2 separate regions of the Mus musculus genome follow, and region 2 is linked to region 1. The links are chromatin loops, found by intact Hi-C in ENCODE. Cell type or tissue: gastrocnemius. All regions are shown on one strand. Links, peaks and the distances in the headings refer to the core of each region. The heading gives the core; the rest is flanking DNA. Region 1 holds the start of Zscan22 (zinc finger and SCAN domain containing 22). Region 2 holds the start of Gm29638 (a long non-coding RNA gene).

Region 1 (11,969 bases), core at 1,869-9,868:
CGCACATAGGGGCCCACAAGTGTCTGTAATTCCAATGTCAGGTCACCCTTTTCTGGTTTCCACAAGCACCGGGCATACGTGTGGTACACAGACACACATGTAGGCAAAACAATCGTACATATACAAACAGTATTGTAGCAGAATTTTAGCAGGACTGTTGTGTTGTATCTGGCATGAATATGGAGTGCGTGCGGCACCTAAGTTTTGAAGCAGCCTTTTGTCAGTGATTGCTATCTGAGATTTATGGAGCGAGTCTTTTAAAGGATCCTCAGAGCCTTTGCATAATTAGTCTTGAGACATGCCTGGCAAATCAGGAAGTCTAATATGGCTGTAAATTGCTTAAGGTGATGGTTCTTTCAGGATAAGCTCCAGGCTGGAGAGATGGCTCAGAGGTTAAGAGCACTGACTGCTCTTCCGAAGGTCCTGAGTTCAAATCCCGGCAACCACATGGTGGCTCACAACCATCCGTAATGAGATCTGATGCCCTCTTCTGGAGTGTCTGAAGACAGCTATAGTGTACTTAGATATAATAATAAATAAATCTTAAAAAAAGAAAAAGAAATTACTCAAGACAAGCCCTAGATCAAGTAAGTTTTGGTATGCAGAACTGATAACAGTGCCATTTAGAAACAATAAAAAGAGCTTCTAGGAGCTGCTAGCATTCAGCCCTCGAGAGGCTGGTCAATGCTGAGAAGCCTAAAATTCATCCTGCAAGGTCTTTCTTGTGAGTACACACACACACACACACACACACACACACACACACGTATATATATATATATATTCATAATCTCCCCCCCTCCCCCCGACAGCAGGGCGGAGCTGGCCAATACCTTTAATCTCAGCATGGGAGGCAGAGGCAGGTGTATCTTTGAATCCAATTCCAGTATGGTTTACAGAGTGAGTTTCAGGACAGCTAGGGTTATATACAGATACCCTGTCTCAAAAACCAAAACCTAAACCAAAGCAAACCAAAACGCAAAGAAACAAACTCAAGGGACAAGTTGTATTCCTATTTTAGGTGAAGGCAGACAGAATGAAAGGATCCTCTCCAAGTCTCCCAGCTAGGGAAGGATCAGCAGGCGAGTGAGCTGCAAACGCAAGCCAGCCCACAGCTAGCCACAAAGCCACAAAGCCATGTCTCCTGTCACTTATACAGTTCCTATTTTCTTATCTTTCGACCTGGTAATCCCACGGTGATTTATTCTGTTAGGTGTGTGTAGGTGTGTGTATATGTGTGTCTGTGTGTGTTGCTATGTAGCTAGCATGGCTTCCAGTTCACTGTCCTTCCCCTTCATCCCCAGTGCATGCCCCACCATGCCTGACTACCTTGCTTCTTTACAAATGTATGTATTTGGGCCAGCAAGATGGTTTATCATGTAAGGCACTTGCCACCAAGTCTTATGACAAACGTTTCATACCTAGGACCCGCAGAGTGGAAGGAGAAGATTGACTCTTTAAGATGTTATGCTGTGGTGTGTGTGTGTATGTGTGTGTATACATAATAAATATAAAAGTCTAAAATAAAGTGCATGTGTTTAAAGCTATACATTTTATTCCAAAAGCTCTAGTTGTATGTCATAATTTTGATAAGTTCTATCTACATTTTTATATTAGTTTTTTGAGTCAGGACCTTTTATATAGACCATGATGGCCTTATGGAAATTCTGCTACAGCCTCCTGGGTACTGGGATTATAAGCATGTACTATTATATATACCCAACTTCATTTTCATTTAGTTTAAAATATTTTCTAATTTCTGTTGTGGTTCTTTCTAATAGGGACACATAGCTATAATCTCACAACTCAGCAGGCTAAGTCAGGAAGACTGAAAGTTCAAGGCCATCCTGGGCTACAGAGCAAGACTTTTCTTTCTCAACAATACATAAATAGGCCTCTATACAAAAAGATAACTCTGCAGAGATTCTGCCCTCTACTCTGCTTTATTTCTTATTGCTCTTTACCACCTGACATATGGCACAATTATATGATTGCTTGTTTATTATCCATCTGCCCTCACTGCAGGGGCTCTTTTTTTTTTTTATAGAATAGAGTTTATTTATGGCATGGGGAGGGGAGTTAAGAAGAAAGCAGAGGGGGGGAGAGGGAGGGAGGGAGGGAGAGAGGCCGGTCATGTGCACGTGGAGAAGGGGGAGGTGAATGTGGAGAGGGGGAAGAGGATAAGGGACCAAGGGCAAGATAATCACACATGGGAGGATGAAGCAGGAGGATTTGAAGACTGTGAGCTACCTAGCAAGCCACTGCTTGTCCCACAAAAAGGAGGGGGCAGAGAGATGTACTAAGCAGGTAAAGGGGCTTCAGTTACCTTATTGTCTACACATATGTAAACGCAAGTTTTGCTTAATGAATCTTCATTGAGTATCTTCTTGGTACCCAGCTCTGCTAAGGATGCCAAGATGAGGAAGACATGGGACCCGTGTTCAATGCCTTTACTAGACTGATATGGACAGGCTGATAAAAGAACAAGTACGTTACAACGTGGGACAGGAATAGGAGAAAATAAGGACAGGCCCTGGGAACTAACTATATGCTAGGTGACCCTAGCCTCTTGTGTCTGTTAACACATGATCCTCTATGAGACAGTATTACTGTTTCCATATTAAAAGCTGGGGAGGGGGCTGGCGAGATGGCTCAGTGGTTAAGAGCGCCAACTGTTCTTCCAAAGGTCCCAAGTTCAAATCCCAGCAACCACATGGTGGCTCACAACTATCCGTAATGAAATCTGATGCCCTCTTCTGGAGTATCTGAGGACAGCTACAGTGTACTTACATACAATAAATAAATAAATCTAAGAAAAAAAAAAAGCTGGGGAACTGCATTAACCTCTAGGGTTATTTTCTGTCAGCAGGTGGAGAGCTGGTCTTGGACCTCACAAATGATGCCCTCCAGTCTTTCTTTATGGGGGATGACGTTCAGCCTTTCCAAACCGCAGAAGAACAGTAAACAACGAGTGCTGCTTGGGGCTGGTAAGAACCCACTTCACACATTCCTAGTAGGTGACAGTCAGCTAAAATGCCCTTTACAAAAAACACAGTATGGGTTGGGGAGATGGCTTGGCAAGTAAAGGTGCTTGCCGCCAAGCCTGACAACCTATCTCCAACCCCTAAGACCCGTATGGTAAAAGGACAGAACCAACTGCTTTAACTTGTCTCCTGATCTTTGTTACACATGGGCCATGGCTTCTCTGTGTGTGCACACATGTACACACATATATAATATAGGAAGAGCTTTAAAATGGTCATGTGTTTTGGCTCAATATTACACTTCATTTTAAGACTAGCTCTCCTTACATAATAGAACTTACATTCCTCTTGCCTGCTGACTTCAATTTTAGTTTGCTTCGGAATCAATCCCCATTTCTAGATAGGGAAGCTACTAACATCTGGAAAGGGACAGCACTTCCTTCAGAGACTTGGTACTTACAGTGCAGGACTTCATCACTCTGTTCCTATTATATAGCATAGCAGCAGGACCTCCCTTAGTCACCAGAACACTTAAGTATACCCCAGAAATGCCATATTGTATCTGATATTGTAGTAAATCCCAAGTACAAACTAATAGTCCAGAAAAAATTTTTAAAAAATTAGTCAAGCTAAAACCAGCAAATAAATATATATATTAATATAAATTACTACATAGTAAACACACATCTATTATATATGCATGTGTGATGTGTGTGTGTGTGTATATTTTGAGACAGGGTTGTCTTAGTTTGCACCTTCTCTTGCAGTGATAAAACATTGGTCAAAAGCAAGTTGGGGAGGAAAGGGCTTATTTTCCTCACAAATTACCAGTTTTGAAGGAAGTCAGGTTAAACTCAAGGTAGGAACCTGGTTGCAAAAACTGAAGCAGAGGTTGTGGTGGAATGCTTGCTTCCCAAGGCTTGCTCAGTCTGTTTTCTTATATAACCCAGGATCACCTACTCAGGGGTGGCACCTGGACTGGGTCCTCCCACGTCAATAATTAATCAAGAAAATGCCCCTATAGACTTGCCTACAAGTCATCTCTTGGAGGCCTTTTCTCAATGGAGGTTCCTCTTCTCAGATAACGCTAGCTTTCATCAAGTTGTATACAACCAACCCAACCAACCCAACCCAACCCAACCAGGATACAGGGGTTTACTATAAAGTCCTGGATGGCCTGGAACTTGATACATAGATGAGGCTGGCTTCGAAAAGAACATGTGCCACCATGGCTGGCTCAATTAATATACATTTTATGGTGGAATTAAAGCAGCTCAAGGGGCTGAAGAGGTGGCTCAGTGGGTGGTTAAGAGCATTCATTGGCTGCTCTTCCACAGGACCCAGGTTCAATTCCCAGCACCCACATTGCAGCTCACAACTGTTTGTAATTCCAAGATCTGGCACCCTCACACACATACTTGCAGGCAAAATTCCAATGCATATAAAATAAAAATAAGTAAATAAAGCAGCTGAAATGTTTGGCGTGGTGGCTTGGGAGGCAGAGGCAGGAAGACCATGTTAGTCAGCATCTCAACCAGACACAGAGGATTTCACTCATGGCTGAACTCGTTACAAACTCATCTTTTTTAAATTTATTTTTTATTTTATTTTATTTTTATTTTTTGGTTTTTCGAGACAGGGTTTCTCTGTGTAGCCCTAGCTGTCCTGGAACTCACTTTGTAGACCAGGCTGGCCTCGAACTCAGAAATCCGCCTGCCTCTGCCTCCGAGTGCTGGGATTAAAGGCTTGCGCTACCACGCCTGGCTACAAACCCATCTTAAAGTCCATCGAAAAGCTATTTCTGTCGGTGGCTTCATCAGTCACTCGACGAGATATCCAAGGCCACGACGCATCAGACGTAGCACAACCTGTCGGACACATACAACCGGTCGGCCAGTCCCGCTTTTGGTTTGTCAGACTTACACTCCATCAGCCGTGACACACTCTGTCCTGTACTCACAGGCCGTTAGGTTTGCCGTGGGCGTTCGCAGCCCTCACCCCTCCATGCCAGGGTTCCCGCGCTCACCGGGTCTCCAGAACTCCCAGCGGACACTTCCAAAGGCGTCCTGGTGACGCACACACATGCGCCTTCGTGCCCAGGGACCACAAGTCCCAAAGTGCCTAGTACAGGCGAATGGCCACACAGCACGTCACCTGGACTACAAGTTCCAGAAAGCACAGCGCTAATTCTTTCGGCCCTGTGGGAGTTGTAGTTCTGAATGCCTGCCGGGGGTTGGGTTGGGAAGGATGGTGACTCTAGGCTGGTGTTTCTGAGTAGAAGTTGTGGGATGTGTGGGAAGTTGGAGCATGCACGGTGCAAGTGAGTGAGGTCCATCCTCTGATGGCTCACAACCGTCTAACTCCAGTCCCAGGAGTTTTGGTACCCTCTTTTGGCCTTCATAGGCACCAGGCACACAAATGCTACACAGATATACAAGCAGGCAAAATACCCACATAGGTTATATGTATATGTATATGTATATGTATATGTATATGTATATGTATATGTATATGTATATGTATATGTATATGTATATGTATATGTATATGTATATGTATATGTATATATGTATACACACACACACATATATATATATTAAAATCACATTTATTTGGTGTGTGTGTTTGTTCATGTGTGTTTATGTGTGTTGTGGGGTACGTACCACAATGCACGTGAAGAGGTTAGGAGACAACTTTTGGAACCCTGTTCTTTCCTTTTACCAAGTGAGTTCTGCAGGTCAAACTCAGTTTTGGCAGCAAGTACTTTTACCCACTTTTCTTTCTTGCCAGCCATATTTTGCTTAATTTTTTTGGTTCTGGGGAACCTGGACCTTTACTCACATTAAGTGCAACCTCAAGCCCTAAACTACAATCCTTCCACAATCCTTCCGAAACCTTTGTCATTTTATTTGAATGTAGCCAGTCTTAGCTAACTAACACTAACTACACGAGACAGCTGGGGGTGGAGTGTGTATGTGTGTGTCTGCAGGCCATTTAAACATCACAGACAGCTTCCAGACTTTTAGACAAGGTGCCTGACTAGGAGGCCTTTACTGTTGGGATTTGCTAAATTGTCTACAAGTTTGTCTGTCTTTGAGCTCCATACAAAGTGAATGGTGCACGAGTAACAGTCTTTTTAACAGCCATACTAGCAAACTTCATAGAGAGCAGCCACAGGATGCGTGTATTGAGGGAACTGTGCAACAGAAAGATGTAAGGTGATCAGTGCTTTGAGGAGAAAATTGGCAGTACAGCAATCTCGGCCAAATTCAGTTCCTCACAGAGACTCTCAGGTGAGAAAACAATGTTTCGCTACTTCCAACGGAGGCAAGGGTATTGAGCAGGCTCCTAGTACATGAATTTGCTCTGTACTCATCCCTCCTTCCCCACCTTGTTTGCAAGCTGGGGGAAGGCAGAAGGGTCGTTGAGGAATGGCAGCACCCAGTTGTGGACACAACTGATTCTGTGAAGCAGCAGGGGAGAGGCCTGAGGTGAACGTTGGCACTGTGGAAATGTGGAATACAGGTGACTCCAGAGACTGGAAGAGAAAAGGGACAGAGCCCTTTTCAACCTTCCCTGCAGCCACCAGAGGTTAGGAATGCTGAACACTACCACTCCAAACCTCTTATGACAGATGGCCCTGTGACTCATTTTTGGCCAACAAATTATGTGGGTATATGACAGAGGTTTCTGGGAAGGCCCTTCTTTGACATATGAGAAAGGTGAATATTGGCTTGCCTACTTTCCTGTTTCTCCCAGTATTGATTACAGGCACAATGACTGAGGCTTTAGCAGTTTGCTCAGGACCATGAGAAAAAGGCAAAACCCCACAGCAGCACCTCCAACATAAGTGAGTCACTGAATATATATTTTTTAGATTTATTTATTTGTTATATGTAAGTACACTGTAGATGTCTTTAGACACACCAGAAGAGGGCATCAGATCTCATTAAGGATGGTTGTGAGCCACCATGTGGTTGCTGGGTTTTAAACTCAGGTCCTTAGGAAGAGTAGTCAGTGCTCTTAACTGCTGAGCCATCTTTCCAGCCCAGAGTCACTGAAATCTTAGCTACTGTAAACTGGGTGCTCATATGAAAGTCTGACTTTATATTACTTTTGAATATAACATACATAATTACCTTTATGCTGGTAATTAGTAATATTTGCTCTGGGCCTACTTTTTTTTCATTTAGAATATGGTTGCACATGCTATCTATCTATCTATCTATCTATCTATCTATCTATCTATCTATCTATCTATCTATCTATCTATCTGTCTATGTGACTTTGACACAGGGTTTCTCTGTGTAATCCTGGATATCTTGGAACAGGCTGGCCTCATACTTAAGAGATTTGCTGCCCCTGCCCCTGTCCCTGCTTCCTGAGTGCTGGGATTAAAGGCCTGTGTCACACTTCCTGGCTCATCTAGAAATGCTACTACTTCATAGAACTACCACAAAGTCAGCCAGCTGATGCACCTTTTCTTAGCTTTGTGAATGAAAAGCTCCCAGAGAAGATATAACAGCTGAGTTATTATGAAAAGTCAGGCTTGGCAAAGGAAATGAAAGGCCGACCTCAGAGGGAAATGTGAGTGCAGAGAAGCAAATTCTGGACACCAACAGTGTCTTGTGAGCACCCTGGAGATCAAAAAAGAAAAACAAAAATGCTGATCCAAAGTATCCTGGGAGCCAGGTGTACTCCAAAGGAGACCCCATCAGATTTCAGGTTCTTAGAAGAGAGCAAAGGTAAGGAGCTGTGATGGCAGCAGTCCTGATGCTGGACTGTTCCCTCAAAGTGGCAAGAACTGCTGTTGTTAGGATGACTGTTCAAGGTAGGCACCTGACAGGCAACTGTTCTGTACAACTAAATCAGTTGATTCCATGCTCCTGGGGCACAAGCATGTGACTACAGCTGAGCTGTGCATATTTCATAGTTAGTTTCTTTTTAGGTTAAGTTGGTTTCCTGGCTCTATGAGAAACCAGAGATAACAATAAATGTTCTTTTTGTCAGGAACTGCATGGACACAGGTTGGGAACCTCCTTCCCCCTACCTGCCTTCTTTTTTCTTAAGAGAACATGTGGAGGAAAACAATTAGATAAGGGTGAAGTTCCCTGTAAATATGAGAATGGTCGTTAGGATATCTTGCTGGGGGGGGGGGGGGTTGGTGAGTGGAGAGATGGCTCAGTGGTTAAGAGTACTGTCTGTTTCTCCAGAGGTCCTGAGTTTGATTCCCGGCAACCAAATGGTGGCTCACAACCATCTATAATGGGATCAGATGCCCTCTTCTGGTATGCTGCTCTATATGCAGAAATAACACTCATAAACATAAAGTAAATGAACCTTAAAAAAAGAGTATCTTGGGCTGGAGAGATGGCTCAGTGGTTAAGAGCACTGACTGTTCTTCTGAAGGTCCTGGGTTCAAATCGCAGCAACCACATGGTGGCTCATAACCATCTGTAATGACATCTGATGCCCTCTACTGGTGTGTCTGAAGATAGCTTCAGTGTACTTACATATAAATAATAAATATTTCAACTAACTAACTAACTAACTAACTAACTAACTAAATGTTAAAAAAAGAAAGATACCATAGTGTAAATTAAAAAAAAGTATCTTGTTTTGTATAAAGCTTTTAAAATTTATTTATTTATTTGCATTAAGAGCTGACAGGAGAGCTGGGCAGTGGTGGCACACGCCTTTAATCTCAGCACTTGGGAGGCAGAGGCAGGTGGATTTCTGAGTTTGAGACCAGCCTGGTCTACAGAGTGAGTTCCAGGACAGCCAGAGCTACACAGAGAAACCCTGTCTCGAACAAAACAAAACAAAACAAAACATCAACAACAACAAAAGGGCTGACAGGAAGGCTTTCCAATAGTCTTCCTGCAGCAACCTCATAGAACATGGAGCATGGGGGAGGAGCTTTGAGAACAATGGGAGTCATGTGATCTTCTAAATGACTTTTTGTTTCTTTTTAAATTAGGTTTTTAATATATTGCAAGCACCTTTCTTTCTTTCTTTCCTTCTTTCTTCTTTCTTTTTTTTTAAAAGATGTATTATTATACATAAGTACACTGTAGCTGTCTTCAGATGCACCAGAAGAGGGCATATCTCATTACAGATGGTTGTGAGCCACCATGTGGTTGCTGGGATTTGAACTCAGGACATTTGGAAGAACAGTCAGTGCTCTTAACCACTGAGCCATCTCGCCAGCCCCCCACTTTTTTTTTCTAAATGACTTTTTTTTTCTTTTTAAATTAGGTTTTAGTATATTGCAAGCACTTTTTTTTCTAAATGACTTTCTTTTCCTTTTTAAATTGGTTGAGTCATGTGATCTTAAGGGGCACCCCCTTAGCACAGTTCAGTGACTTGATACCAAACCGGAAATCAGTTCACCATATCAAAGTTATTTAAGTAACAAACAATAGATGAAGAAACAGCAGAACTAAAAGATTTAAGAAAGAAACCAAACACACCGTGTAGATCTTGTATAAGTTACGGAAAGATTAAAACAAATATGAAGTTTTATGAAGCAACCAGGAACATGTGGATGCTGGATATTTGATGGTGTCCGTTAGATATTAGTAATCTTTTCCCTGGAGATGTAAAAGAGTAACTTCTCCCTAAAGATCTTCTGCTCTGGTTGAGAGGAGTACAATCAATAACCCCAGTCACTGCTTTCATTCAAATTCTGGCCCAGAAGCACTGCTCAAAAACCCATGTGACAAAACCCCAAAATGATGGACTTAGTGTGATTATGCAAAAGGCTTTGTCCCCGTGGGTCAGTGTGGTTGCAGCTATATATCCTTAAAGTCTTAGCCTTTTACAAATATATTCAGAGAGATGAACAAGATGGTTTTCTGGGGTGGATGTGAAAACAATACTGGTAGGAGACCCAGTGAAAATATATCATTTGTCTTTTAGAATGTTCATTGTTAAGTGATAAAAGATTTACAGAAAGATAAAGGAATTATTCACCCTGAATATAAATATTGCAAATCAGTAATTTACTTAACACTAATATATATATATATATATATATATATATATATATATATATATGACTCTATTTGTTAAGAACAACTCAAATACAGCATTGTTTAATCAATTTACAGTTTAGAAAAGGTGAGTTATTGTATCTTTTGTACTGGGGACTGAATTTAGGGCCTTTTACATGCCAGCCTAGTGTTTTATTACTCAACCTTCTGGGTTGAGTTTGTATCAGGGCTTCTCCATGTTAATACTATTGATATTTGGGGCTAGAAAATTCTTGGAAGAGCTGCTCTGGACACTTAAGTATGTTGAGCAGTATCCAGGGCCTCCACCCAGATAGCAGTAACATCTTTTAAGTTGCAGGGACAAAAATGACTCCACATATTACCAAATGTCCTCTGAGGTCAAATTACCTCTAACAACCTTGGATATTTCAAGATAGTGGTTTTCATAGGCGCTGTGACTCCTTTAGAGGATGTTGTAGAATTCTGTGGGTCCTTCTCTGTCAGATGATGTACTGAAATGAGGACAGGAGATAAGCATGCTGCAATGACTGTCAAGTGCAGAACTGAGCTACATGTGACTTAACCTGTGTGATACATAAACTGGGTTTCTGACTTGAATTCACATAGAAACACATAGTACTTTGTGGACATTAGGAATTTAGACAGTTTCCACAATACAATAGCATTTTGATTTGTTCAAACTTTCATAAGAATTCATCACTATTCTGCAAAATCAATTTGGCATGATAAAGTCCCTTATGGTGTTTTTTTAGACAGCAGTATCCTTGAACCAGTCTTAAAGTTTCAGACCATGATCTCCTGGTAAAAATAGGTCCACATGGACATGGTAAGATAGCACATTGACATAATACACCATAAATTAACTATCCTTTACAAAGAACTCGGGGAAGGCAATAGCTGGCTGTTGGCTCAGTTAAGCCAGGAGGAACAGACAACTTGGGAGTGGGACTGGTGGCAGCCGATCTTGGAGCTAAACCAGGATTGAGCGCCACAGTTCTGGGCAAAGGTGGAAGCTTGTTTTTTTTTAAATTACACACAACAAGGGTCATATGTTATTTCCACACTATGCCAGTGCAGAGACTTTATTCCTGGTAAACTCACTGTGGGATAATGGAGAAGATATCTCAAGGTGTCTGCTGTTGCTGGGTCTAGTGGCACACAGCTATGATCCCAGACTTAGGGAGGCAAATGAAAACAGAAAAATCAGAAAATTCAAGGTCATCCTTGGATATATAGTGAGTTTGAGGCCAGCTTGGGCCACATGACACCTTGTCTCAGAAAACAAAAACAGGAGCTGAGTTTGATACGTTTGAGAACCACCAACCTCAACTGTGTGGGAGGCACCACTTCCTTAGGAAGTCAGAGGTCAATACTGATATTGTGCCATCTCTTGCCACCCATACACTGTGTGGGCATAATGTTTGTGCCTGGTAACTCAAAAGATATCTAAAGAATTATCTTCCTATCTAGATTCTCTGGTGTCAAACAGCATGGAGTTGCCCACTGAAGGTTCTTCTACCCCAATAACATGCACAGGGTTTTGCTCCTGCATAATTTCACGAAGGTCAAACAGGGCCAGGGTTCTGCTGGCTTGTCCTGCCTTTGGCTGGGCAACAGGAAGCTCCCTTGAATTTGAGTTTGTATTCTGAATGAGTCTTGAGCCCCGTCTACACGGCTGTTCTTGCCTTCTGCTACGTCCACGTAGTGGTTCTTCCTCTCTGCTGTGGGTGAGCTGATGTCGGATGAGGTGAGAACTCTGAGTGAAACACTTTCCACACTGATTACACTTAAAGGGCCTATCACTCCGTTGAGTCCTTTCACCTTGACTCAACGGTGAGTCACAGCCGAGGGGTTCTGTCCATTCGTACTTTATTAAAGCCGGCGCCTGCTCAAAGATCAGCCTCTGTCGGCACTCATAGGGTTTCTCACCAGCGTGCTTCCGCTGATGCTGGGCCAGGGAGGAACTGTG
Region 2 (11,969 bases), core at 1,659-9,658, 53 kb before region 1:
ACTCACGGAATGTACCTCCCTCACTTAGGGAAAGCAGTGCTCTGTGCTCTCTCTCTCTCTTTTTTGAGTTGAATTCTTTTTTTTTTAATATTTTTTTATTACGTATTTTCCTCAATTACATTTCCAATGCTATTTCAAAAGTCCCCCATACCCTCCCCCTGCTCTGTGCTCTCTTATTCTCCAGAGTAAGTGAAGGGAGCCCTTGGGTCACCTCAGTTCCCACTTATCCCCATCTTCAGTGGGTTAGGTTGTTCCCTGACCTAGAAGGTCTGAACTAGAGCCTGCTGATGACCTCCAAGGATTTCCCACCAGTGGATTTGTCCAGCCTGCAAATGATGTTTTGTTTGTTTGTTTAAGGTAGGAGTGATCTGTCGGCATGTACACCTACATGACAGAAGAGGGCATCAGATCGCTTTATAGGGTTGTGAGCCACCATGTGGTTGCTGGAAAGCTTTAGACCTCTGGAGGAGCAGTCAGTGTTCTTAACTGCTGATTCATTATTTCTCCAGCCCACAAAACCCTTACTGTTAAAGTAATCTTTTCATTTCAGGGATCACTCTCTTGGTGGGGAGAAACTGAAAAGTTAATTAGCTCTAACAGTGCAAAGCTGCCGCTTCCAATGCCTGTTAGTCTGGATTATCTTAATGCTTAGTCTTCTGGGGGTGGACTGAAGGTCACTGTGCCCAGTATATCTCTTGGTTCTTAGACAGCTTTGAAGACTAGATGGTGGTGTGGCAATCATCAGTATATCCTAGGGCAGCAGGAACTGGTCTCTTTGTTCTCAATAATTCCTGCAGCAGTTGAGGGGCCTCTGTCTTCTGGACCTACCCATCTATAAGGTCTTAGAAGAGCAGAGTCTATAAAGTGTCACTGGCTATGAGATTTACAGTAGCCAGATGGGTAGCCTAGGTGGGTACAGAAACTGTGGAGACTGTGGTAAATGGAAAACATATATTGAGATGTCTGAATCCCATTATCCTAGTTCATAAGAGTTGGATATATTCAAGTTCATATTCAGTGACATCAAACAATAGGGGAATCTCTTTTTGCAGTGGGGGAATTTAAACCACATACATTTCTTATTACAGCAGCTCCTTGAAAAACAGAAGTTTTTTGGTTTTTTGAGACAGGGTTTCTCTGTATAGCTCTGGCTGTCCTGGAACTCACTTTGTAGACCAGGCTGGCCTCGAACTCAGAAATCCACCTGCCTCTGCCTCCCAAGTGCTGAGCTTAAAGGCGTGCGCCACCACGCCCGGCTTAAGATTTATTTATTATTATATCTAAGTACACTGTAGCTGTCTTCAGATGCACCAGAAGAGGGTGTCAGATCTCATTACGGATGGTTGTGAGCCACCATGTGGTTGCTAGGATTTGAACTCAGGACCTTCAGAAGAGCAGTTGGTGCTCTTAACCACTGAGCCATCTCTCCAGCCCCCGCCCCCCCCTTTTTTTTTTGAGACAGTCTTTTTTTTTTTTAAAGATCTATTTATTTATCATATGTAAGTACACTGCAGCCGTCCCCAGACACACCAGAAGAGGGCGTCAGATCCTGTTACAGATGGTTGTGAGCCACCACATGGTCGCCGGGACCTGAACTCTGGACCTTCGGAAGAGCAGTCGGGTGGGGTGCTCTTACCCACTGAGCCATCTCACCAGCCCCCTGAGACAGTCTTATATTTGGCCTCAAACTTCTGATCTTCCTGCTGGGGAGGAATCCCAATGCTGGATTACAGGCATGCACCACCACATTCAACTATGACCATCTGATTTTCAGTGCTTATTAAATTTGTCCTCATGGTGACCTTGGCCACAGGAGAGAACTTCTACGTGCCATCCATCTTTTTTTTTCTTTTCTTTCCTTCCTTTCTCCCTCCCTTCCTTCTTTCTTTTTGGCTTTTTAAGATAGGGTTTCTCTATCTAGCAGCCTTGACTACCTTTGAATTAGCTTTGTAGATCAGGCTGGCCTCGAACTCACAGAGATCTACCTGTCACTGAACCTCCACTTTCTATAGAACAAGGACATACCCCTTAAAAAATTCAGTACAGAACAGAGCAAAAAAAGTCTAAAGGTTTGTAGAATCCTTCAATGTCACAGATCTATATACCATGTGTTCCTGGCCCAACAATGGCTTCGAGGCAAATCAGACAAAAGAAAGTTTTGGGGCTCTCCGCACATGAAGAACCCATTGGCTTACAATGTTTACTCACAGTGTGTAGCTCCACTCAGTGATATCTCTGCCTCCTAGTACCCAGAAGCATGAGACAAGCAGTTCTCTAAAGGAAAGCATCAGTGAGCATGGGGCTAGTCTGCATAATTTCTGAGCATCCCAAGGTATCAGAGCAGATCCTAACTCCAGGCCGTCCCTTCTGAGTGTACTAACTGCCCTCCACCAAGTAGAAGCAGAAGTGATACTTGAAATTAGAGGTGAAAGTCCAGTTCTATCAGTCTCAGAGTAGAAAACATAATGGTCATCAGAGTTTAATCTCTTGTATCCTGGCAGCTACAGGGAGATCTTGTAAAAGAAACCCTACCTTTCTGGCAAAGGGTCCTCGACTTAAGCTTGCCTTCTAAGCTCCTTAAAAGATCTGTGTAAGGTACTTGGCATGCTCTATGTTTGTGTGTGTTTGTTTGTGTGTGTCCCAGAATATCCCAAACCAATCTCCCAGGACTCTGAGCAATTACAAATAAATCTGTTGACATCTATATTGATTCTTAAGGGAGGCCTGCCACTGAGGAAAGCATTACTGAATAAAAGAGAAAGCTCTTTTGTTTATTTTTATTTATTTTTGATTTTTTGGGGGGCGGGGGAGGATATTGGTTAAGAAAAGATCTCACATGTTGCCCAGGCTGACCTTATACTTGCTATGTAGTCAAGTCTGGCCTCCAATTTGCAGTCCCCCTGCTTCAGTCATTCAAGTGCTGTAATTACAGGCATACTGCATGTCTGGCTCAGAGAAAGCCTTCTGCTACAATGTGAGCCCTAAATCAAATTAGTACCTGAAGCCAGATAGTGAGAAGTTTTGATTCCATTCACCACTAATAACAATTTTGTTGAAGCTTTATTGATTAGGGTTTATGTCGTCTGCAAGAAAGAGTGTTCTTTACCTGCAATTGTTCCCGTGATACCCGCCACTCCTTCACCTACCAGAAATGCAGGGTTTGGAGCAGAATTATCTGAGCACCACAAACCGGATGGGAAACTGTCCTGTCTCGAGAAGTTAAGCCCAGCAGTTGCAGGTGGATAATAATGTCCAAGCTGCCTCTTTTTCCTCAGTTTTCAGTCTCTGTGGTTCTGATGCCTTCTCTTTAGTTCTGACACCACAGCATTAGCTACAAAATACAGTGTCAGCCATCTCTTAGCAAAAAGAAGCATATAAACAAATCCCTGTGGGTGGATAATCTGGGCTGTTACATAAGTGACCTCTGTGGCAAAATGGACGACAATGGACTAGGCTAGTAAACATATAAGCTGAGGGGCTGAAGAGATGGTGCAGCAGTTAAGAGCACTGGCTGCTCTTCCAGAGGACCTGAATTCAATTCCCAGGCAGCTCACAACGGTCTATAACGCTAGTTCCAGGGAATTGGACATCCTTACACAGATATACTTCAGATAGATATACAGGCAGGCAAATACCAGTGCACATATGATAAAAATAATCTTTTAAAAAGTACAAGCTAAGCCGGGCGTGGTGGCGCACGCCTTTAAGCCCAGCACTTGGGAGGCAGAGGCAGGTGGATTTCTGAGTTCGAGGCCAGCCTGGTCTACAAAGTGAGCTCCAGGACAGCCAGGGCTACACAGAGAAACCCTGTCTCGAAAAAACCAAAAAAAAAAAAAAAAAAAAAAAAAAGTACAAGCTAAAAGGGTGAAGCTTGGAGCACTTTTCCATGTACCAAATAGGTTTTCATTTCCATAATTTGGGAAGTGGGGTAACACCTAGCATCCTCAGGGGCAGTGTGAGTGGCAGATGAAGGTGCAGGACTCGGGAGAGAAAGAGGGAACAAATAGTCAACATGTTACCCACTGGATGGACTCCCTCAAAAGCTTCAGAGGAGCCTCAAAACCTGATATTGTCCTAAAACCACTTTAAGCCGGGCGTGGTGGCACATGCCTTTAAGCCCAGCACTTGGGAGGCAGAAGCAGGCAGATTTCTGAGTTCGAGGCCAGCCTGGTCTACAGAGTGAGTTCCAGGACAGCCACGTCTACACAGAGAAACCCTGTCTCGAAAAACAAAAACAAAACAAAACACTTTCAAAGATTTTTTTTTTCTTTTTTGACTATTCACAAGCTTTCTGGTAAGCCTTGCAATTAAATGTGACTTGAGATATGGGTTTCCAGGAAGGCCTTGGATGGAAAGATATCCTGCAGGAACTGAGAAGAGTCACATTTGAAGAGCAATATATTGTCACTAGAGTGGAGACAGGAGATTCAATGAGTGAGGTGCTTAGAATATCTGTGACATGTATACAGAGACAAATTGGCAGATGGCTGGTATCAGCCTTCAATACCGTTGTATACAGTTACTTGGGCACATGAGTGGTAAAAAGATACCATGTTCTATGAAGGGAGTCAGGGAGGACTGTTGGAAGAGTATTGAAAGAAGTAAGAGAATTTTTAAAGGTGGACCTTGGCAGGGTTTTTTTTGTGTGTGTGTAGGTGCTAAGAACAGATTTCATACAAAGATGCTTGCTGTCCCTAATGCGCAGGCTGCATTGAATAGTTGTGACACTCTCCCTTCTGAAAAGATCAAATATCAAGGGCAGCGGGTTATAGTCTGGGCTTTTCTGTCATCACTATGGAAACACATGGTTGCCACCTGAAGGGCCTAAGTAGAGAGACTGGAGAACAAGTTGGCATTAAGTGCTGTGCAAAGAAAAGACAGGCCTTTGATCATCAGCATGCCCACACTTAGAGTGAAGAAGCCAGTCTCGAAGAGCTCGTTTTCAATAACTAAGGATACAAACCAGCTCAAGACATGTTATGTGGTTGCCAATAACAGAAGAGTTGAAGTATGGGGAGGGGGGGAGTAGAAAAAGTGAGGCTTGGTGAAGTAGGAGTCAGGGGACAATAGGATGAAATGTCAGAATTGGGAGAGGAAGACTGGAAGGAGGTGTGTGACTACTCTCCTTGGTGTCAGGGCAAGAGAGAACACCCCAAAGTCCCTCCACACCTGACTTGTACTCACAGGGACTGACCTTCTTTGGCCATAGCGTCATTCCAAGTACCCTGGTTTCCCCTTTCCCGCTCTGTAGTGTAGAAGCAGAGATTCCCATGGAAGACCAAGTGGTTTGTGAGAACCCCAGGTCAAGGTGATTCACCCCATGACAGATCATTAACAGTGTAGTGAAAGCCACCAGTGCAGTTGTGTAGCCAAGAAGCTCGGCATCTTATAGAAATAAACGCTCGGGGAAAGTCTCAGAGGCCCCAGCCAAAGGTCATATCAGCGCCTATTACGTCAGTAGCACTGGCAAGGAAAAGCGAGCCAGGAAATGGCAGGGCGAGGGTCGTGACCTGCAAGTCTTTCCGAGCCTCTGTCTACGACATTCCCTACAGATGGTGCACACGCTCAGTTTTTGGGTGGAACACCCCCCGGACACGACAAGATCATCGGGACTCTGGGGAACGTGATATCACGGAGGCCTAAGTCCTTGACTTCTCAGCTCCAGTTTCCACGACCCCTCGGAAGCAGCCTTGCCGTAGTAAAACCACATGGTGACATAGCCCACTCCACAGCCAGCAGGGGAAGTGGCCAGTCAAAAGCCAGAAGTCCCGCCTTCTCTACGAACCGGTCCAGAAAATGACTCCCAGCGTCCCTTTGGCCCACCCATAAATGCTCTTCTGGGTTTTCATTGGGCAGAGAAAGGTCTTGCGCGCGCTTAGTAATGTATATCCGTTTCTGTCACGATCACCGTGGCAACCACAAAAACGGTGCCGTGATGGTTTCTGGGAAACAGTGTGCCTTTGTCTGAGCATCCTGAGCCAATGAAACTTCAGAGGTATGGTTTAAATCAGGAGAGCAGCCGCGGAAGGGGCGGGACTTCTGGTCCCCACGCGGGTCCTGTATTGCGTTCTTTATGTAGCTCGTTCTCCTCTCAGCCCGTGGCGCTCCGCTAGAAGGAACGGACAGAGAGTGTCAGGATGTAGTAGAACCTGCGCCAAGAGGCTCGGGCTCTTCGCTCTTGGCTTTAGTTCCTGTGGTCCCCGTAGGTTTCTCAAGTTAGGAAGATCGAGAGCCTGAGGGCCGATACCCATTATTACAGGATATTCCATTGTCATTAAGCCAATGGAAGTGTAAAGGTTAGGCTAACCCGAGAGGATCTGCCCAGCCCAGAGCTTGTACGCTGACGGACCCAAACTACAGTGAAGAGAGAGTGCCCAAGATCTAGTGCAGGGAGATCTGGCATCTCAAGTACCTGGAGTCTTGTAGGACATGATATTCAAAACTGTATGGATCTGAAAATTGCTGAAGGAAGACCCAAGACTCAGATAGTATGCAAAGACAATGAGCATTTATTCTGCAGATACAACCAGCATGCTGAGGTCAACCATTTTTGAAATGGTGACCCCAGACAAAGGTGCACAGGCCTTGTAGGGAACTCTAGAAGGATTAGGTAATCTAAAATGTAATTGGTGCGTGCTAGGGGGTCACAGGTGGTCAGTGGTCTGTATTCCTATGTCATGAACGCTTAACCACAGGATGAGATAGCACAGATGGCCCATCCTGAGCAAAGATATTTCCCCGGTTTTTTTGTGATGGTCCCCAGGGTATTCTTCCAGAGGGGGTTTTATGATCTTGGTCTGGATTTCATGGTCTTTCCCTGGAGGTGGTGTCTTAGGGCCTAGTTTCTGGGACTTATGGTCTGTTGTGGAGCTGCTATTCTATGGCCTTTTTATTTTTGTAATTATGGTCTGGTCCTTAAATGGGGTCTATAAATGGAGACAAGTGGGTTTGTGTTGTTCTTTATGTTGTATATTACTATCCCCTGAATTAAGAAAATGCATCCTTTGGGTGTCCAGCGCAAGCATAGACCTTCTCAACTGGGTGTGTTGATATGGATATCTGCTCATAGACAGTGGACCACCAACCTTCCCCTAACACCCAAAGACCATTCAATAAGACCAAAGTCCGAATTAAGAGTCTGGTTGACAACTGCCTAGAGAAAAACACTTCTCACAGAGCAACCTCGAATACATTTTACAGGATACTTTTTTAAGGCAAAGAACACAGAAAACAACATATTGGTTGGTAGTTGCAGAGGGAAGTAACGCAAGCCGGCAGTTTAACAGAAGCCAGAACCACCTACTTAGCCTTTTGAGCTTGAATTTCTAGAACAGGGTTGGTTATTTCCCCACGGGACTTTCCCTATAGCTGCTGCCTGCTAGAGAACACACGGAGAGGATGGTGAGGATAGTGATGGGAAGGCCAGCCAGGAGGTGTGCGCTTCTGGTGACTGGCAACAAGAGCCCATGGAACCAGATAGCTGACTTTGGAACCTGCTTGACTTTGGCCAACTAGATGACTTGCTGTGAGTCTGTGAGAAAGTGTTACCAAGGTTGACCCCTGTTTGGGAAATATGGAGGTTGGTCTTAAGGGAGAGAATTGTTGGGTTTTGTATTTGAGCAGTCTCAAACTAGAGACATCCAAGGATGGAGGAAGGACATCCATTATGAGCAGCCATACATAGGTTAGGTTCAGAGTACTAAGTTTGGCCAAGTAGAACTAGCACAAAACAATGAAGCATAGGCTGGGTGGGGTCAGGCTGTTTTTTTTTTTAAAAAAAGATTTATTTATTTATTATATGTAAGTACACTGTAGCTGTCTTCAGACACACCAGAAGAGGGAGTCATATCTTTTTACGGATGGTTGTGAGCCACCATGTGGTTGCTGGGATTTGAACTCAGGACCTTCCGAAGAGCAGTCAGTGCTCTTAACCACTGAGCCATCTCACCAGCCCCCCAGGCTGGTTTTTAATCCAAGTCAGGAGGCTGAGGCAGGATGATCATGTATTCAAAAAGACCTGTATTACAAAGTGAGTTTAACGCCAAAATGAGTAATTTAGCATGACCCTGTCTCAATTGTAAAGGATTTGCCTAGCGTGGGCAAAAAAACTCTGGTATTGATCCTCAGCATGCTCCCCACCCCATGAAACAACAAACAAACAAACCAGTGTGGTGATCTTCCTTGGGGAATTAGGGTTTTGTCAGGCTGATCAAGAAGCAGAAACAGAAAGAATCAGCCTACACCAAGTTCCAAGCCATGGGTATGTAGTCAGTGGATCAGAAATTGGTTAGAGCAAAGACAGCTGTGAGGGAATAACTCACAGCCAAAGCACAGGTAGAAGACAGGGATTTGAGATTGCTCATGGGTCTGGGCAGCTGAGGGTAGAAGCAAGATCACGAGGAGGGGCAAGATGATATGGAGGGTTTGTAGATGTTCTGAAGAGGGCATGTGAGTAATGTGACCTAGACCCTCCTATAAAGGCTTAATGGAAAAATGAGATCCCAAGATTTTTTGTTTGTGGGGTTTTGTTTGTTTGTTTGTTGTTTTGTTTGAGACAGGGTGTCATGTAGCCCAGGCTGGCCTCAGACTCAGAATGTATTGAAGGATGGCCTTGAAGTCTTAATCTTCCTGCCTTCACTTCTCAAATCCTGGGATTACAGGCATTGTTAGCCACCTTACTTAGCTTCATTTATGTTTGAGAGACACAAAGATAATGGTCAAACCAACGTGTAGATACTAGCCATCTACATACTTGTTCATTCCTCTTGGACAGGCTGGTCTGGATACTGCAGACTACTAGGACTTTGAAGGAGTGGCCCCAGGAACGTCAAGACTAATGTCTTCTGGTTGAGTAAGATGAGCTATGAGTAAGCAAGAGGATGGTGAGCTGAATGGATACTGAGATAAGATGCCAGCGATTGAGGTGGTAAATCTGAGCCATGGGGCCATGGCCTGGGCATATCCATTAAACCATCTTTGATTTTCAGCTACCCATTCTCCCTCTGCCACCATGCCCAGCTTGCAGCGTGACCTCTAAAGATGTAGCCATACCTTTCTCCCAGGAGAACTCCTTGGAGCACCTCAAACACACCTGTTCTACCAAATGACTGGAAAATAAGGAGGTCATGACGTTCTTTGATGCAACCCTGTGTCATCCCTCAGCATAGTGGCCAACTTCTGCTTTCTGTCTTTTTTTCTATTCCAGGTTCAGATTATTTCAAACTCAGGTCCCAGACACTCTTTTTTCCTGAGTGGCCATTGTAGGTGATCTGGGTTCTGGTACTGTAGTTTGTACCTCACTTGTCTTTTTCCCTATGTGGCCTCATGAACACATAAAGACATTTTCTTAGATTAAGAAAAAAAAAATCATAGCCAGGTGGTAGTGACACATGCCTTTAATCCCAGCACTAGAGGCAGAGGCAAGCAGATGTGTAAGTTTGAGACAAACCTGGTCTACAGAGCAAGTTCCAGGACAGCCAGGGCTACATAGGAGAACCCTGTTTTAAAAAACAAAACTAAAAAACAAAAAATGAAGGAAAGAATGAAAAAAATATTTAAAGACATGTCTCAGCTGGACGTGGTGGCACATACCTTTAATCCCAGCACTCAGGAGGCAGAGGCAGGCAGATTTCTGAGTTCAAGGCCAACCTGGTCTACAAAGTGAGTTCCAGGACAGCCAGGGCTATACAGAGAAACCCTGTCTCGAAAAACAAAACAAAACAAAAAACCAAACAAACAAACAAAAAAAAGAGTGGGTGATGTGCCCGGCAGTGTTGGTGCATGCCTTTAATCCCAGCACTTGGGAGGCAGAGGCAGGCAGATCTCTGAGTTCAAGGCCAGCCTGCTCTACAGAGTGAGTTCCGGGACAGCCAGGGCTACACAGAGAAACCCTATCTCGGAGGAAAAAAAGAAAGAAAGAAAGAGAGAGAGAGAGAGAGAGAGAGAGAGAGAGAGAGAGAGAGAGAGAGAGAGAGAAAGAAAGGAAGGAAGGAAGAAAGAAAGAAAAAGGAGTGGGTGATGTTATCTTACCTACTCCCTGTAAAATACAAGGCGCTGGTTATTGTTTGGGGATCTAACTTCTAGGGACATCCAAGTCCTGAATGTTTTCTCTGTAAAGCTCAATCTTTTCCTCTATGTACATCTCAGTCTTCCCCAATGGGGTCTGTCATGTGATGTCTTGGCTGCTCCTCAGAAGACATAACTCACTCATGCATTCCATCACTTCCATTCTAATAACACAAATCCATAAATAGGCATGACAGATACGCCAGAGGAGACTGGGACCTGGTGACTGTTCTCTCATACCTGCTTGTTGACTCTGTCCTCAAGCCTAGTGTAATGCCTGTCCTCATGCCTGGTGCATGGGTCTGTCTTCATGCCTACTGTATGGCCTGTCCTCATGCCTGGTGAATGGTCTGTCATACCTGGGTGGCTTGGTCTCCATACCTGGCACATAGCCCAGGCCTTGGTAACTCTCTAATTCTCCACTAGTTTTCCCTACTCTCATGACAGCTTCTCCTCAACTATGCTTAAACTCAATTATGTTCTCTGTTCCTAGCCTTCAGCTGAAAAATGTTCACCTCAACTTAACATGTCCTAAGCTGATCACATACATAGCTTCACATATTCTTTGCAGCCCCGATGTTTTCCCCAATAGAATGAGTTCCAAATGTAACACCCTCCAATTTCTGGTCCGTAGCCATGCACTGACATGGTAGATCATCTTGCTCTCATGAACTGTCACCAGCTTATCCATTCCTCACAGAATTGTCCCTTTTATATTCAACTGGATCACAGTCAAAATCCGTGGCTCATGAGCTAGGAAGATCTGAAATCTGGGATCACACAAAAGGTCTGGAAGAGGTCCAGCTACAGAGACTGACAGCTGGAAGCAGGAGTGTCTCTGGGTAAAGCCATACCTCTGGCATCAGTGCAGGGGTCAATGACGATGCCACTTTTCCAGCTTCCCAAACCCTAGTGAAGAGTCTCCTTCACACATACTAAAGTACTGGTCACTCCTTCACATGACATAGTTACTGAAAAATCTGTCTTTCTGTAAGATGGGCTTGTTTCCTTCAGTGGCTGGGCATAAATGTGGAAAGTTGGGAATCTGGAACTCCTAGAGGCTAGGTGCTTGCTGTGCATCTTGTCAGTTCTAGCTGGCACTAGATTCTGTCCTAGGTGATATCAAACTAGAGTTCCCACGCTTTTGATGTCTACAGTGTGTGTGTGTAAGTGTGTGTTATGTGTGCAAGAGAGTTCGTGTTAGCTGGGCATGGTGGCACATGCCTTTAATCCCAGCACTCAGGAGGCAGAGGCAGGCGGATTTCTTAGTTCGAGGCCAGCCTGGTCTACAGAGTGAGTTCCAGGACAGCCAGGGCTATACAGAGAAACCCTGTCTTGAAAAACCAAAGAGAAAGAGAGAGAGTCAGTGGTGTGAATGTGAGTGTGTGTGTGTTTGTGTGTGAGTGTGTGTGTGTGTGTGTGTGTGTGAGTGTGTGTGTGTGTGTTACCACTGAGCCAATGACTTTATATATGCTCAACAAGACCTCTGCCACTGAGCTACAGCACTAAGTGTGTTGGGTGAGGTTCTTCCTTTAGCCATTTCCTTTTCTTGAGCCTGCTCGTGAGGCTAACCCTTTCCCCTGGCATTGGCTCCTTTGAGCACTTTTTGCTTCATTTTTCTCACTTCAGAGTTTTAGCTCAGTGTTTCATTGGAGGCATCAGAGTCAGGACATGAGATAATAGGGTTTTTTTTCTTATTTGTTTTAAAGGTTTATTTTTATGGCATTGGGGCCTTTGCACTATCTGAATGCAGTTTCTCCACAGGCCAGAAGAGGGCATTAGGTCCTCCAAAGCTAGAGTTCACAGATGTGAATGCCCCTCCCCTTGCCCCTCTGCCACAGTGTGGGTGCTAGAAACTAAACTCCAGTCTACTGCAAGAGTAAGAAGTGCTCTTAACCACTGAA

Evidence for each region. A loop is a pair of places that touch in the nucleus more often than their neighbours do. Peaks named below come from ENCODE experiments on the same cell type or tissue, not always from the same donor. Only the 100,000 strongest peaks of a DNase experiment are listed, where the experiment ranks them.
Region 2: it touches region 1 in a loop (5-fold over the local background); 2 of 42 quality-filtered maps call a loop at or near these places.

What each region holds. Positions count from the first base shown.
Region 1 is chr7:12,890,919-12,902,887 of GRCm38, reverse strand. Zfp128 (zinc finger protein 128) reads right to left here. Exons shown (of 4, transcript NM_153802.4): 4 at 9,466-11,969. The coding sequence ends at 11,463. Zscan22 (zinc finger and SCAN domain containing 22) reads right to left here and starts at 5,079. Exons shown (of 3, transcript NM_001290436.1): 1 at 4,908-5,079. In gastrocnemius, for the core only: no CTCF peak of the experiment used is centred there; a DNase peak (open chromatin) is centred at 5,108; H3K4me3 peaks cover 1,297 bases; H3K27ac peaks cover 657 bases.
Region 2 is chr7:12,943,569-12,955,537 of GRCm38, reverse strand. It overlaps 1810019N24Rik (RIKEN cDNA 1810019N24 gene), which reads left to right. Exons shown (of 2, transcript NR_166501.1): 2 at 5,553-6,947. It overlaps Gm29638 (a long non-coding RNA gene), which reads right to left and starts at 5,553. Exons shown (of 2, transcript XR_391162.4): 1 at 5,185-5,553. In gastrocnemius, for the core only: no CTCF peak of the experiment used is centred there; a DNase peak (open chromatin) is centred at 5,886; H3K4me3 peaks cover 1,507 bases; H3K27ac peaks cover 1,606 bases.